Linked DNA regions of Mus musculus: all the other regions are linked to region 3. Evidence: chromatin loops called from intact Hi-C (ENCODE). Cell type or tissue: left cerebral cortex. All regions are shown on one strand. Region 1 overlaps Dock9 (dedicator of cytokinesis 9). Region 2 overlaps Dock9 (dedicator of cytokinesis 9). Region 3 has its middle 40 kb from the start of Dock9.

Region 1 (5,000 bases), 120 kb after region 3:
AGGTGTTCCGCCCTTTCCATCCATGTGGCAGGTTCCCTGCACCTCTGCTCTAAGAAATGCCATGTCTGTCTGTGGAATTGCAGAGCCTTCTTCCTACCTTAATTGTATCTTAGTCCTAAAGCAATGTTTAGAGGGGAATTTTAGAAGTCTTAGAAAAAAATCTCTGTGCAGCTGTGCCTGTAAGAGAGCTCTGGCTTCCAAAAGAAGAACGTGGAACCACAGTATAATTGACCCTGAGGAGAGATTTGGGAGTCCCTCCTGGCATTGTAAAAGATTCTGGTCTTCCATTTTAGCCCTGCCTGGCTTGTGCTAGAGGCCCCAGCCTGCTTCCCACAGGTTACTCATTCATCAGGCTCAGTATAATAAGAGACCCTGTCTCCAAACAAAAAAAGTGGAGAAAACAGCTGAGGAAAGTCATCCCGACATCAACTTCTGGACACACACACACACACACACACAAGCACATGCACGCACACACACACATGCATACACACGTGTGCATACCACATAGTCTAGGGAACAAGTTCTTTTATCATTCATGATTTCCTTCCAAAACTTGGGTCAAATCCTCTTGAGTTTTTACGTTTTTAATGTTAAATATTCTGAATTTGTTCTGATATTTTTCAGTTGCATCCATCATTAGTTAGCCTTTCTGAAAGTACCATAACGAGGTACCGACTCATCCCGTCCGTAGGGGCCCCTGGGCCTTGGACTGGGACGTGAGCTGATGATGCTGCTTTGGTTGTTGTTACTGGAGGAACTGAGTGTATGTCTGTGCACATGCCTATTGGTAGTTGGGTGACGCTACCCACACATACCAACGTGGATTGATTGATTAATGTATAAACCATTTTGCTGAATCGTGGCTAAAGGTGGGGGGTGTGTCAACCTTCTAGTCTCCAGGCAAACCACATTCAATGACGTAGCATCAGAAAGCAGCTCCAGCAGATGGCCCTGTAGCTTCCCATACAGTGAATGTGACTGAGTTTGACTTGGGGCCATCAGAGGAGGCAGGTGCTTGGAAGTTACGAGGAGGGGTTTTTGAGAAAGGCCGCATGGCCGCAGGGCCAGCTGGGAGGTTCTCCTCTGACTCGGCATCTGTGGGCGAAGCTTTTGGGAACTTCTTTTTATAACTGTGATTCCCACAGTCTTGCCTTCCACTTCCTTCTTCCCACGCTCTGTTGGGCGGAGTCCTGGCACCCCACAGGTGTCTGTCCTTAAGGACGGAGTGAGAAAACCCACAGAGATGGGATGAACGTCCTAAGTCTGATTGCTTTGCCTTCAAGGAGATGAGAATTTTTATTTATGAAGTATTTTATTTATGAAGTAAACAGACTATTTGGGCTTTCCCAAAACCAAATCTGAACATTCCCGTGACGACAGACTGAATATTAACACCCATGTTTCCACCCCTCAAGTGTTTTGAGTAGTTTTTTAGGTATGCAAGGCAGAAGAAAAACAGGTTCACTTGGAACAACAAAAACAGGGCATATGAAGGTATTTGTGTGAGCCGAGCATGAGGCAAAGGTGGAGGTGGAGATGAACTTTACCTGAGCCTTGAAGGATGCCACACTTAGTGGACAGGAGACTGAGTCTTATGCACAGGCAACAGGCTTACCCAGCAATATGAATAATGAATGAATAAGAGATGTTAAAATAGCCATTCATTCAGCCCAGCAACTCCCTCCTCAGTATTTACTGAAAGGGGATAAGAGCATGTATCCTCACAAAAACCTGTGCATGAATGTGCATGGCAGCTTTATTCACAAAAGCCCAAACCTGGAAACAACCCAATGCCCACTGGGCGGGAAATGGATAGATAAATTGTTGGTGACTCAGTATGATGGAATACCACTTAGTAATAATAACTAACAAAATGCTCATTCTTGCAAAAAAAAAATTATATGGGCAGCTCTTAGAAGTATTGAAGTAAAATTCAGACCCAGAAGATTACATGAATGGATTCATTTATATTTAAGACATTCTTGAAAAGGAAAAATTACAGGGATAGAAAACAGAGTGGCCATTGCCAGGAACCGAGCACAGAGGACAGAGGCTGGCTCCTTGATCATGGTGGTTATGCAACTCTGTTTGCCTGCCAAAAGTTGTGAAATATTGCACCTGGACAGTCTGAATTTAATCAATGCATGCCTGTAATCCAGCCCGGGGGAAGCAAAATGAGAATGGTCACGAGTTCAAGTCTAGCTTATACTTCAAAGCAAAGCAGAGACTCGAAAAATGAAGTCTGAGGCAGGAGAGATGGCTCCGTGGTGGCTAAAAACACCTGCTGCTCATGCAGAGGGTCCAGGCTCAACTCTTAGCACCCATATGGTGGCTCACAACCATAATTCCAGTTCCAGGGGATCTGGCTCTGTAAAATCCTGGTTTTAGCAGCAGTGTCCACAGGACTGTGACAGCCAGGCTAGGGCTGGGTCTTCAGGGAGAGCCCATTCAGGAGGGCACAGAGTTACCACATTTACAGTAGAGTGTGCACAGTGGATAGCTAGAGGAGTCTGAGCATCCATTTGGGCAGCAGGTGGCAGCGCCTAGACCAGCAGGGGATGCTGCAGAAGTGATAACTTGCTGGGGCCAAAGAGTGGGAATTTGCTTGCCTGAGAAGCCAATGTCTGGAGGCTCTCTCCTCGGAGCCGTGCTTGGTTATTCCCACTCTGCACACCAGCCCATTATCCTAGATTTTATTTTTCCTTTCAGTTCAGTTTATATCAATCTTCTTAAAAAGCATCTACTTACCTGGGTCTTTTACTTTTCTTGCCTCCAAATGTGTCTTATTGAGTAAAAAGGCCTCAATTTGTTTTGTTGTCAAAGTAGAGTTGCTTACTATAGCCATTTGTCGCTGTCAGAAGGGCATCTGGTAGCCTCCAAAGACTCCTAGTGGCCCTTAGAGCAGCATTGCTGTTCAGAGCATACAGGCTTAGAGATCTTCTAAGAGGCAGAGCAGAGCAGGTGCTCTGATGGATTCATTGTTACCAGCAGTTCAGCTTGAGCAGTTAGCAACAGTGTTGCAATTCTTGCTTTCTGCCCCCACTCTCACTCTCTATGTCTTCTCAAGTGGGGAATGCGTTTTAAAAGACATCACTACTCCAGGACTCTGAGACAAAATTAGCAATAAATCTCCATTATGGTCTAACGCCTAAGCTATATTCAGCCTTCCCTCAGGAGTCCCCAAAATGTCACTTTACAGTTGGCTCGGCTGAGTCAGAATGTAAAGTCCATGTTCTACATTTAGCTGATGTGCTGCTCAGATTCAGGGGTTTTTTGTGTTTTGTTTTTGTATTCAGTTCAATGTGCATGATTTAAAAAAAAAAAAAAAACGTGGTATTTGAGAGTTAATTTGTATTCTTATAACTTGATCCTACCTCAGTGGGTTTTTGACTCTGTGTGTTCTTACTGTTGATTTGAAAACTGAAATGATTAAAATGCGAATATGTCTAACCTTCTTCATAATGAGACCTGGTGTTTAGTGCATAAAATCATGCGGTTTCATGTTAGAAACACACAGATTCTGGCTTCAGCCTTAAGTATGTACTGCTCTGTGGAAAGCCAGCTCAACATCCAGGTAACCAAAGGAGGCAGCGAGATGTGGTGTCAGCCACTGGGATTGGTGCTGATGGCAGCCAATCATGCACTGCCCCACCCACCCCAATGATAGCAGCCAATCATATCCCTCTCTACCCTCAACCCCCCCACTCCCAATGATAGCATGTTCTCTCTCTCTCACACACACACACACACACACACACAAACACACACTTGGCTGGGCCCGACCACTAATGTCATCAGTTTCACAAATGCACATGCATACTTATATATATACACATGCATAGTTATATACATACACTTTTATCTACATACATGTAGACAAACATACATATATACATACTGTACAGACAGACATATATCATATATACACATTTGGTGGATGGAGCAGAGCCCCAACAGCCATACTTTATTTCTTTTCTCAGCCTCCTTATAGCTTCTTAGACAAAGTTCTTTATAAAATTACCTCACAGATAAAACGTTACACGAAAGGGAATTACAGAAGGATGTAGATAGTAAGTTCAGAGCAGTGCTTCATTCTATAAGCTCAGTATTAGTTCACAGCAACAGTTGGTTGCACATGGCCTTGCTTTATCATGGTGCACACCTGTGGCCTCATCCTTGGACCTGACCTAGAATGAATGTTTTCCCTTGATCACAAATCTGTCCCAAGCCTACTTCTATTTTTAGGGTAATTGTGAAAGCTCATTGCACTCCTTATCATGTAACCTTTACTTACTATTCTATGAGGAGAGAGCACATTCTTTTCTTGATTCTAACTTTATTACATCTTTCAGGCAATACAACTAAAACCATCTCTTAAAACTTTCTTCCTAAAACTATTTGAATCAAATCAGTAGTTCCGTAAAGTCATTAATTCTTCCAAACAGCATTAGAATTTGAAAGTACATCTTCATCCTGATTTGCAGGAAATTTTCCCAATAGGGTGGGCTGGTGCCCAGGCATCATTAGGCTATGTAATCATGGCAGGAAGCACATCGGCAGTGAGAAGCAACCCTGGGACAAAGTCTCCGGGGCTGTGCCTCTCCAGAGCTCAACCCACCACAGCCAGGCAAAACAGTGGCCATCTCCAGGAAGCTTACTTACTGCTTGCCATGGCCTTCCCTGAGTGTCATGTGCCACTGCCTGGTGGTTCTACAACAGGCCAGGATAACAGTGGCTCAAATGTGACAGGAAACCTGACTTTCTGTTTTAGAAAATCATGAGCTGGTGGGTGGTTTGGAAAGGCCAGCTTGTCCCCCCCAGCGATATGCAGGGACTCAGCCTCCCATCTGATGATCCAGTCTAGGCTGTTACCTTCTCCCCCACAGTGTTGTGGCTGGCTCACCTCACAGCACATTCCAGACACAGGAAAGAAAAGAACATGAAAGCTATCTGCTTCTGTCATGAACGTGGTCTAGGAGGCGCCTGTCACTCACTCT
Region 2 (5,000 bases), 140 kb after region 3:
TGAGATTCTTATTCAGCTCTTCCGATGTGAACCTGCTACGATGTGAACCTGCTACTTCCTAGTGGTAAAAGTGCCTTCTGCCCCATCCTCAGCCCAGGCTCTCAGATCCTGGGGTCAGGCGAAGCTGATGATGGAGGGCCTCTGAGGGTTAGGGTGATCGGCAGTGCTGTGCTGACGTGTTCCTGTCAGGTGTTTCTCCATGTGTGCCCACAGTGCCACGCCCATGCTGTTCCCTGAGTGACCGCCTGCTCCTCGGGCTCACCTTAGTGTTGCGTGGCACCTTTGGAGTCCTCCCTCCCACGACGGGCCCTCGTGCATGTGCTTGCTTGCTTTTGCATGAGATTTTTACCAAGATTTTTTTTTTTTTTTTACCCCTTTGACATGATGATAACTGCTCCTCCAGTGAGAAAGGTTTGTGCCTTCTGGCTTGTGCCTTTGGGACAGGACAGAGGTGTCAGGTGAGCAGGAGGCAGCAACAGTTGTGTGTCACACCTAGGTGAGGGGTATCTTTGTGAACCTGTGCCTGTGGGCTACCTCTCTTTGCAGTTGTGTGATCTGACTCAAAGTTAAAGACTCTTTCCTCTTCGAAGGGAGATGTGTGCATTGTGGAGTAGAGAACTTACCTGCATTCTCTTCCAGCAGCAGCAGAGTGGCATGCTGGGAAATTCCGTGGTTCGATGCGACAAACTGGACCAGTCTGAGATCAAGAGCCTGCTGATGTGTTTCCTCTACGTGCTGAAAAGCATGTCTGACGGTGAGTAGAGTTAAAACACAGATGTTTTGTTTTCATTGTTTGAATAACAACTTACTTTAGTGGCTTAATTGAAAATTTCAGGTACTTAAGGGAATTTCTTCCTTTTTTTTTTTTTTTTTTTTTTTTTTTTTTTACTGTGTATTAATTTGCTAAATGCAGTAGTAATAGAAGCCTTGATGTGGAGAATTAGTTGCTTCTATTCCAGCAAATACTTTCTACAGTGGAACTGGGATTTCTTTTTAATACAGTGTTTCACAGGCAAGCTGGACCTTTGCAGCTGAGAGTGACCCTGAACTTCAGACCCTTCTGCCTCCACCTCCAGAGCCCCGGGTTAGGCACTGGCTGTCACACCTGCTTCCCGTTTATGCCGTGACAAAGACTGAAACCAGGGCTTGTAGGGGTGCCCGGTTCTACAAGTCCAAGGTCACAAAAATATTCTCCATGTTTTCTTTAAAGGGTAGTAGCATTTCCACAGTCAACCCTAGATATCTACGTAGCCTTGGTTTTGTGTGTGGTGTATTGGCAACTGGGAAGATGCCCCCGGAAGGGAGTTTACCAGAGAAGCAATGGAGCCAGTCATACAGCACTCTGGCCTCCTTTGCCTTTTACTTTTACACTTTAATGAGTACCTGTGCTCCCTCAGGCTCTCCCGGACACTACTGGCTACTGGCCATTCTGCCTGGTATAGGCTGGCAGTATCTGAGCTCAGACCTCTCCGGGCAGAAAGAAGCTTACACCCTCACTGTTAGTCAGTGAGTCAGACCTGCCCCTGAGAACCGTTTCCACTTGGACGCAGCCTGCTTCAGCCATGACTCTTTATTTTGGGAGCTGGGAGACGTCCTTAGCTACCCTGAGCGTCTGGTGTTACATCTCTAGATGAGAACTCCAGTGCTTTGCGTGGGATGAAGAGTGAGGATTGCATGGCCACATTCCTGTGAAATTGGGACGGCTCCTCTGAAGCATGGCCTGGCACAGCTTCTTCCCTCTCCGTCCCCACTCCTGACAAGTGTGACAGAGCACAAAGTACAAACCCACAGCCCATGGCCTCTCTTCTCATCTCAGGCCCCAGGGAGTCGGACATTTTCCTGGAAGGAAATCTCTTTACCTGGTTTTCAGCTTTATGTAAAAGGGACCTGGTGTTCACATATCAAATGAGACTACTTTTTATACAATACCCAGCTGAGGGCTCACAGAGATTCAGATGTGTTTAGCGTTTAGTATCCCGTATCTTTCAAGATTTTCTCCTATAGATGCAACCCGTGTGACAGGATTTTAGCAAAGCATGCTTATTATAGAACAAGCTTAGAAAGAAAAACAGAGCTGTATGCCTATCAATAGAAATTGGTTCGTTTCATTTTGGTACACCCATAGAGAGTACTCTGCAGCTTGGGAAAACTGAGTAGAGCCAACCTGTATTATTCTTTTTACAACTCGAAGGCAGGGTCCGGAGAGACGGCTCAGCTATTAGAGCATCCACTGTCCTTTCAGAGGACCTGAGTTCAGTTTCCAGCACCTACATTGGACAGCTCATAGCAGCCTGTAATTCCAGCCCCCAAAGCTTCTGGCCCTGAAGGCATCTGCACTCCTGTGTACATACCCAACACACACACACACACACACACACACACACACACACACACACTCTTTAAGAGCAAAACAGCATGTTTTCACTTTCAGCAAACTCCCTGAAGAGGAAGGAAGGGTTTTGTAGAAGGAAATAGAGAGGCAGACTTCAGCTTATTATTGTATTTGAGAACATGCTGTGTTCAAGTTAAATAAATGGTCCTTACCGTAATATAACACTAGGTAATTTATTAGTGAAGTTCTGGAATTCAAATGTTCTTTGACTTGAATAAGTCTCTCCTGTGTTATGCAGGAGAACCTGCTGGCATGGTTCACCTTTTGGTCAGATATAAAACAGGCAGCAATGGAGACCTACACTCTGGGGTCTATCCCCCCTGTCATAATACATGGTTATCTATAATGTATTTAATGTTTATTGTGATGCTGACCAAATCAATGCTTATTTTTAGATGCCCTGTTTACATATTGGAACAAAGCTTCAACTGCTGAATTGATGGATTTCTTTACAATATCTGAGTGAGTGGCTTTATCCTTTCCTGTCTCCTTTTCGTCTCTCTAGCTAGGAGGTGGGAAGCACACTGTCCTCAGGGCAGGAATACAGTGCATGACACAGTTTCCTTCACGAGTCAGTCAGCAGTAGCCAGCCTTAATATATTGTAAAAAATTGCTTGTGGCTGCTGAGATACCTCTGTGGTTCAGCCACTTCAATAAAACGATACAAAATGTATTCACCGTGTTGGTGGCTACTGTTTTTCTAAGTTAAATCTAGAGCCTGTTTGATCTCTTCAGAATAAGCTTCTGGTTTCTTTTCAGCTCGTTATTTTTAGAAATACGGACCCATAGCACTTTTTCTAAAACTGCTGAGGGAAGATAAGTTTTCAAATTCAGAATTTGGGTTGTTTTTGAAAATTTGTAGTTAGTGTTTCTCAACCCACAATAGCTACAGCTCAGACAGCACCCTTGATCAAACACATTATATCCATGGCAAAAGAAAAAAAAAAAAACTCTTCAGTTCTCTTGATTAGTGTTATCGAATACATTGTGATGTATGTAAGCAGCTTTGTGTCTGAAATATATTAGAAGGAGCTCAGATGCAAACCTTGTTCTCTGAGGGGAATGCCTGTGGAACTGGCCTGCTGGCAGGAGTGGTTTAGTCTATGACTGCTCCCACGATTGGCAGTCAACCAGGACAACTCGTTCTGTTAGCTAACTCTTATTAAGACGTATGGGTTTTAAAGATTCAGTTTTGTAGTTCTACTTAAAACAAAGCAAGAGAGTTTTATATTTGATGCCAGTGAAGGGACCACTCCACACACTTGAGCCAAAAGAGAGAGTTCCTTGCATAGACTCATACGAGGATGGGTTAACTCTCAGTGGCGTGGAAGGCCTGCTACCTTCTGAGGCACGCTGCCCTGGAGCGAGTCTGGCCGCCCTGAGTGAGTGACTACTTTTCTTCTGTTTATCCATCCACGACCACCATTCTGATGGCCACACACGTGGGCCTCCCCTGATGTGTTAATGCTTTCCTGTGGGTGGAGAATGACCTTCTAGAAGATTCCTGAAAGCCACGAGCTAGCCATCCATACCTTTTTTCGATATTGCTAATAGGCTTCAACCAGTGGCTTGAGCACAGTTTTATCTGCGCGCTCTCTAATGGTTGTCATTTGTCTGCAGGGTCTGCCTGCACCAGTTCCAGTACATGGGGAAGCGATACATAGCCAGGTACTGTGGGCCATCCTGTGAAATGTCCAGGCCGTTTTCTGTGAGGCTGTGTGGTAATGCTCGACTGTGGTGATTGGCAAGTGCTGGCGACCTTAGCTTGCTACCACGGAGTCCAGTCCGGTCGTTTCCGTCGCCAGCATTACTACACCCGTTCTGTCTGGTTTTGTCTCATGGTCCCCTCTCAGACTGACTGGCTGTACTGTTGCTAACTTCCTTCTTCATTGATTTCCAAATCCTAACACTCTTGGACATCTCTTTCTCTTCTCCATGCTTCTCCCTCAGTGAGTTCTTGTCCCTGCTCCCAAACAAACCTGCTGATTCTCACTTAGCTTCTCTCTCTCTCTCCCCCCCCCCCCAATAATTAAGAGGATGTTATTATCCTGTCGCAGATTTGTATGGAGTTTTACTGGCCTTTAAAATGGAACTCTGTTTTCTTACTCTGACCAGTCAGTGTGTCCTTGTCTCTCTAGAATGTTATGTCTCCCTCCCCACTGCCCTGGCCTGGCCTGTACTCCCTTCTGTCTCAGGAGAGCTGCAGGTTCCTCACAGACATAAGCCCAGACAGGTCCATTCCTAGGGCATTTCCTCCCTGAACATCTTATCATTACCAGTCCTTGCCCTGACGCCCTGTGTATCTGCTGTGTGTCCTTCTGTGTCGGGATGGGAAGGGGGAGGGGTGGGGAAGGTCAGAAGCATCCTAGTCGTCTAGTGTTTTTAACGGTTTGATTATAAGTAAGCTACATTTGTTTTAAGAAAGTCTGCCAAGTTTAGTTTTAATTGCAGTGTGTTTTCTTATGGTTCACAGCAGTGAAACAGAACGGACATTAGCAGACACTGTATTTGAGTGCGGTTGGCTTAGATGCCGGCACTGCCGCCCCCCCCCCCCCCGGGGGGGACAGATCACAACTTTTCAGGATCATGTTTTACATCATGAAATGAA
Region 3 (5,000 bases):
TGTGTGCCTGCCTGAGCTGTGCTATGTGTGTGTGCACACTTTGTGTATGCGTGTATGTGTACTGTCTTGCCTGTGCGTATTCTGTGCTTTGTATGTATTGCCCTGTGTGTGTGTATTCTGTGCTCTGTGTGTACTGTCCTGCATGCTGTGCGTGTGTATGTGCATGTACATGTACTGTGTGGTGTATATTATGCGGTGTGCACTCTGTATGGGTGTGTGCAGTGTTGTGCTGTGTATGTACATGTGTGTGTATGCACGTGTGTCTGGGTATGTGTGCATGTATGTTTTGCTGTGTGCATGTGCTGTGTTGTGCTTTATGTGTCGTGTGTGTGTACTCTGTATGTGTGTGTTGTGCTGTGTGTTTGTATATATGTTGGTGAGCATGCATTCAAGCCTGGTTCAATGTATGGGTAACAGATGTCAGTGCAGAGATCAGAGCTTAATGTTAAGGATCTTCCATCACTCTCCACTGTATTTATTGAAGAACAATTTGAATGTAGAGCTCGCTGATTTCTGACTAGCCCAGCTAGCTAGCCTGCTCCTTAGATTCCCTGTCTGCTTCCTAAGTGCTAGGAAGTGCTAGGTGGCCACTATCCAGCGTTTACAAAGGTTCTGGGGCTCTGAACTCCTGCCCTTCTGTCATATGGAGCATCCCCGTGGCTCCTGGTCTTCTAATGGCATTGCTGCCTGGTGTTGCGTGTCAGTCCAGACCCCACAGAGCCGCTGTGCTTTGTGTGTGGCTGTGCCTTCACTGCTTTGGTTTTATGTGGCTTTTTAGATGCATTTTCAAAGAATACCAGAGAGAGAGACAGACAGAGAGAGACAGACAGAGACACAGAGAGAATAGAACAAGACATCGAGTCATTTGGGGATCATATGAAAGGACAGTGAGCTGCTTGCTCTGTACATGGCTTTCTGATACTTCCCTGGATATTCAGTTGTTATAGTTAAGGATTGTTATATCTTGGAATGGCAGCCTTTTTCTAAATATGCGTTGTAAGTGGGAGGGCGCACCCTACATGCAAACAGGGAAATGTATTCTGTCAACCAAGAACTTCTCTATCACCCCTTCCCTAAGAGTCACGTGATTCACTGTGGTGTCACTGAGTCTGTGGTGGAAGGACCTGAATTTGCTGTGGATCAAAAATACTAATGTTGATTGTGAATGAGACCGCAGCACAGACCTGCCTTTGCAGACTGTATAGAGTGCTGCTTTAGAGACACGTGGCCAGCCAGATGGGGTAGCTCTCTGTCCATGTCCGTGCTCATGTCTCTGGGTACCTTAAGCAGCACCCACCTGGTTAGCACTCTAGTGAAGAGGAGAGGTGTGCAGAAGTCAAGACCACACGCCTCGCATGTTCTCCTATGCTCGACTGCCAGCAGGCTGTTACCATTACGTGTAAAAGGTTGTCTGAAGTTGCTTACACGTGTTTCCATGGCAGCAGGCGTCTCGGCATTTTCACCGTTTTTAGACTGTATTTCCTCCTTTCCTTGGCTTGTCTGTTTTCTCATTGATGCAAGATTAAACAAGCAGCATATTTAGGTCAAGGAAAGAGATGTTTGCTAATAGAGATGCTAGGCGAAGCATTCTGGGAGAGTGATTTTTTGCAGCAGACGAGAATCCTTTGTGCCTTCAGCAGCAGCAGCATCTGCAGCAGGGTGGCTGTCTGGCACTGCCTTTTGCATTTTGGGCAGGTTCTGAGATTGAGAGCAGTCCCAGGCAGATCCAAGGTGCCAGCATTTCCCACCAGCCCATGCTAATCCTCTGCACATTTGCTTTCGTGTATTAGCTGTGTGGCAGTTTGCTGGGGGGAAAAAAACCCGATACTTTCACAGTCTTGGTGCATCTGAGGTGTGTCATCTTGATTTTGCACCACCCACCCTTCCTGTTCCACACGGGGAGCCTGGATCCTTTTTCTTTTTTGTCAGACTGTTGGGCAGGAACGGATTCTAGTGTAACAGCCTGGCACTTCCTTCTGTTCCGGTGCCGGTAACTGCTTGTCGTGAAGATGGTCCAGAGGAAGCCTGTGTCTGACGAGCCAAAGAAGCTGATGTGGGGATGGTGTAGAGATCGCTAGAAGTCTGGATGTGCACACTTCGGGGATGGGCTGCACTACCAGCGTGATTCTCTTCAAAGGCATCCGTACCGTTTTTGAGAGAAACTGTGCTTACATGTGCAAGCAGCCGGGAGAGAGTAATGCCCTTGAATATACAGCATACAATTGGTCAAAAGAAGACTCTGAACTATCGATCGCCTTCTGCCTGGTAAAATGCTGTCTCATTTAATTAACAAGTAGCTTAATGGTGTTAGCATAAAGCTAGTCTTTCGTTGTGAAGCAGCTCACATCTGTTTCCATATGCTTATGTGTATATCTATCTCTCTCTATATATATGTAAATATGCATATATTGTCTGTATGAATGAGTAACCAGTAATCTTAAATTTAAATTTGAAGCACCTCTTTGCATGTGTGAGGATGCTGTGTATTAATGCAAGGTAAGTGCAGACAGGAGATGGAGAGCGGTGTCTTGTTAGACTAGTTCTCTCAAGCAGTTTACAGCCTTCTGGGTTCTTGGTAGTTTTAGCGGTCATCTGTAGCAAAATGCATGTTCAGACATTCACGTGTGACCCCCTTCCCCACTGATGGTGAATTATCCAGCCTCTTTATCTCTCAGCCTTTTACTTGGCCAGGCTTGTCTTACTAATGGCTTGTGGTCAGTCCTCTCATTCAGGGAGAGCCCTGTAAAGGGATCATGAAAGAAAGCTGTGCTGCACACAGAGACAAATATGTATAGTTTTATTTTTCTTAAAACTCAATTCTAATGTGTATGGGTCATGAGAAGAAGCTGAATTTGACCCGGTGCTTCCGTGTTCTGCCCCTGCTTGAAGAGGCGTCAAGTCACAGATGGGTGTGTCTCTCAGTGACCTCTTCCGTACCAGGTTGCGAGGAGGCACATATTGGTCTCCTCCTCCCTCAGGACGCCTTGCCATTTTCCCTTCTGTTCTAACTGCAGTTTTTGTCAGAATGAGTGGGGACAAGGACATGTGTGAGTTTGCGTGTGAGCCTGGCAGGCGGTTGCTCAGTAGGGTGAGGCACACAGACAGGCAGGAATGCTGCCCGAGGAGGGGGTGTAGGTGCCCTGTGTGTACCTTGGAATTGGATCTGCAGCAGCTCAGGGAGGGTGTGGGGTTTTGTTGAGGGGCTTGTGTGGCTAGCACTCAGAAGGCTCAAGAGGAGGAAGGGAGAACATCATATAAGATGTCAGTTGCGGCTTAGGAGTCAGGGTTATATTTGGTATGGAATGGAAGTGGTGCTATATTAACTGTTGAATATTTTAAGCTCTGCCATATTTTGAAATATCCTTTGGAGAATAACTGCTGTCAGAGAGTAGAAGGACTAGAGCCCATTACTGTGTGCTTTTCTATCACCTACCCATAGCCAGCCAAGCTTAGGACCTACCTGAGTTGGGCTAGTCAGGGCAGTATTCCCACCCTGTGCAATAGTGCTCCCACCCTATGCAATAGTGCTCCCACCCTGTGCAATGATGCTCCCATCCCGCGCAATGGTGTTCCCAACCTATGCTGTAGGCTTTTGCTCCTTCTAGCCAGACCGACTTGTCTTTGGTTAACCTGACTTGATGACCACCCCACCCCTGTGCTTTTCTTTTTTTGATGGCACCAGACAATAGTGACCCGCTTCTGGCTTTGTCAGACCTTTGTCAGGCCTGGGTTTCTGACACGCTGTTCCTATGTACCTCGTGGGCCACTGCTGCCCACCAAGATGCCGCTAGGTGGAAAGACCCAACTGGACTTCTGGATTCTGTGTGTGCTCCCTGATCCTCTTTGTGCACATCAGGCAGAGTTTGTCTTTGGGAATGAAAGTCAGGCCACGTTCCTCCTCTGCTGCAGAATCCATATAGAGGTCTGTCTCCACAATGGGATCACCCACCCCACACTTCCTCCTCTCCATCTGCTTGCTTTTCCCTTGATCCTCCTTAGTATTCACTTCACTCTGGCCATCAAGGCTTCCTGGGACATCGCCATCTTGCCTTTGTATGGCTCTTGCCTGGGCTCTCCCAGGTCTTTGTTCAGGTAGCCCTTCTCAAGTGAGGCACCTACAGATGCCCAGTATTACTCCAGAGCATCCCAGCAAGACCTACCCACTGTCACCTTGGGTCATCTCCATGCAAAAACACACTGACCTGATCTTCAGATACATGAGGGTCCTTGCTAGGGCCCCCAGCTTTGTTTGGGAAGGTGTCTGTCTTATCTGTAGCCCTGGTGATGCCTCCAACGTGTGACTTTGCCAGAAGTGTCAGCAGGTAACAACTGAACTGCATCCACCCTTCCAGCTGCAGTTTCCAACCTGTGGGTCTTGACACCTGGGAGGGGATCCAACAACCCCTTCATAGGGTCACCAAGACCATCGGCAGACACACAGATCCTTGTATTACAACAATACAGATCCTTGTATTCATAACAGCAAAATTACAGTAGTGAAGTCGCAACGAAAAGTGGTTTTTGGTTGGGGGTCACCGCCACATGAGCAACTGTATTAAAGGGTCACAGCCTTAAGAAGGTGAAGACTACTGCTTTATAGTCTCTAACCACTCAGTGCATACCAAACCCTGTAGGAGGGACTGTGTTTGTTCATGGTGGGATAGGCTGAAACATGAGCGCCCCCTATCTGTAGAGACTAGAAATCTCCAGGATCTGCTCACCAGCCAGAGCCAGATGGATACCCTCACAGCCACGTTTTGGTCTCAGCGAAGTTTCTTCTGGACCAGTTTTGCGATTTTTCTCCTGTTCTATACTGAAGCACACCATGGGTAGCTAGCTTCCTGAGAAGTGACACTCACTGTAAGAATGGATGATGGGGGGGGGGGGCGTGAGGCTGGCTTGGGTGGGGACAGTGAGAGGCAGTGAGGTACATAAGTGTGATTCTGGGGAGGTGGCTCAGTGCTTAAGAGCACTCGCTGCTCTTGCAGAGGACTGGACTC

What was found. Hi-C counts contacts between places; a loop is a spot of excess contacts. Peaks named below come from ENCODE experiments on the same cell type or tissue, not always from the same donor. Only the 100,000 strongest peaks of a DNase experiment are listed, where the experiment ranks them.
Region 1: a loop joins it to region 3, with 6 times the contacts of the local background. A loop is called at or near these places in 6 of 42 quality-filtered maps.
Region 2: it touches region 3 in a loop (2.8-fold over the local background); 8 of 42 quality-filtered maps call a loop at or near these places.

The regions. Positions count from the first base shown.
Region 1 is chr14:121,611,746-121,616,745 of GRCm38, reverse strand. The region is part of intron 27 of Dock9 (dedicator of cytokinesis 9); the gene reads left to right. Among named protein-coding and RNA genes, the nearest start is that of Dock9, 84 kb to the left of the region's middle. In left cerebral cortex, no CTCF peak of the experiment used is centred here; DNase peaks (open chromatin) are centred at 1,673, 2,119, 3,126, 3,618 and 1 more place.
Region 2 is chr14:121,593,396-121,598,395 of GRCm38, reverse strand. It overlaps Dock9 (dedicator of cytokinesis 9), which reads left to right. Exons shown (of 54, transcript NM_001081039.1): 35 at 643-754; 36 at 2,788-2,854; 37 at 4,013-4,060. Among named protein-coding and RNA genes, the nearest start is that of Slc15a1, 91 kb to the right of the region's middle. In left cerebral cortex, no CTCF peak of the experiment used is centred here; DNase peaks (open chromatin) are centred at 1,635, 2,273 and 3,498; H3K27ac peaks cover 2,407 bases.
Region 3 is chr14:121,735,566-121,740,565 of GRCm38, reverse strand. It overlaps a transcript of Dock9 not described here. Among named protein-coding and RNA genes, the nearest start is that of Dock9, 40 kb to the right of the region's middle. In left cerebral cortex, a CTCF peak has its summit at 4,685; DNase peaks (open chromatin) are centred at 2,721, 3,088, 3,919, 4,703 and 5 more places; H3K4me3 peaks cover 2,714 bases; H3K27ac peaks cover 2,791 bases.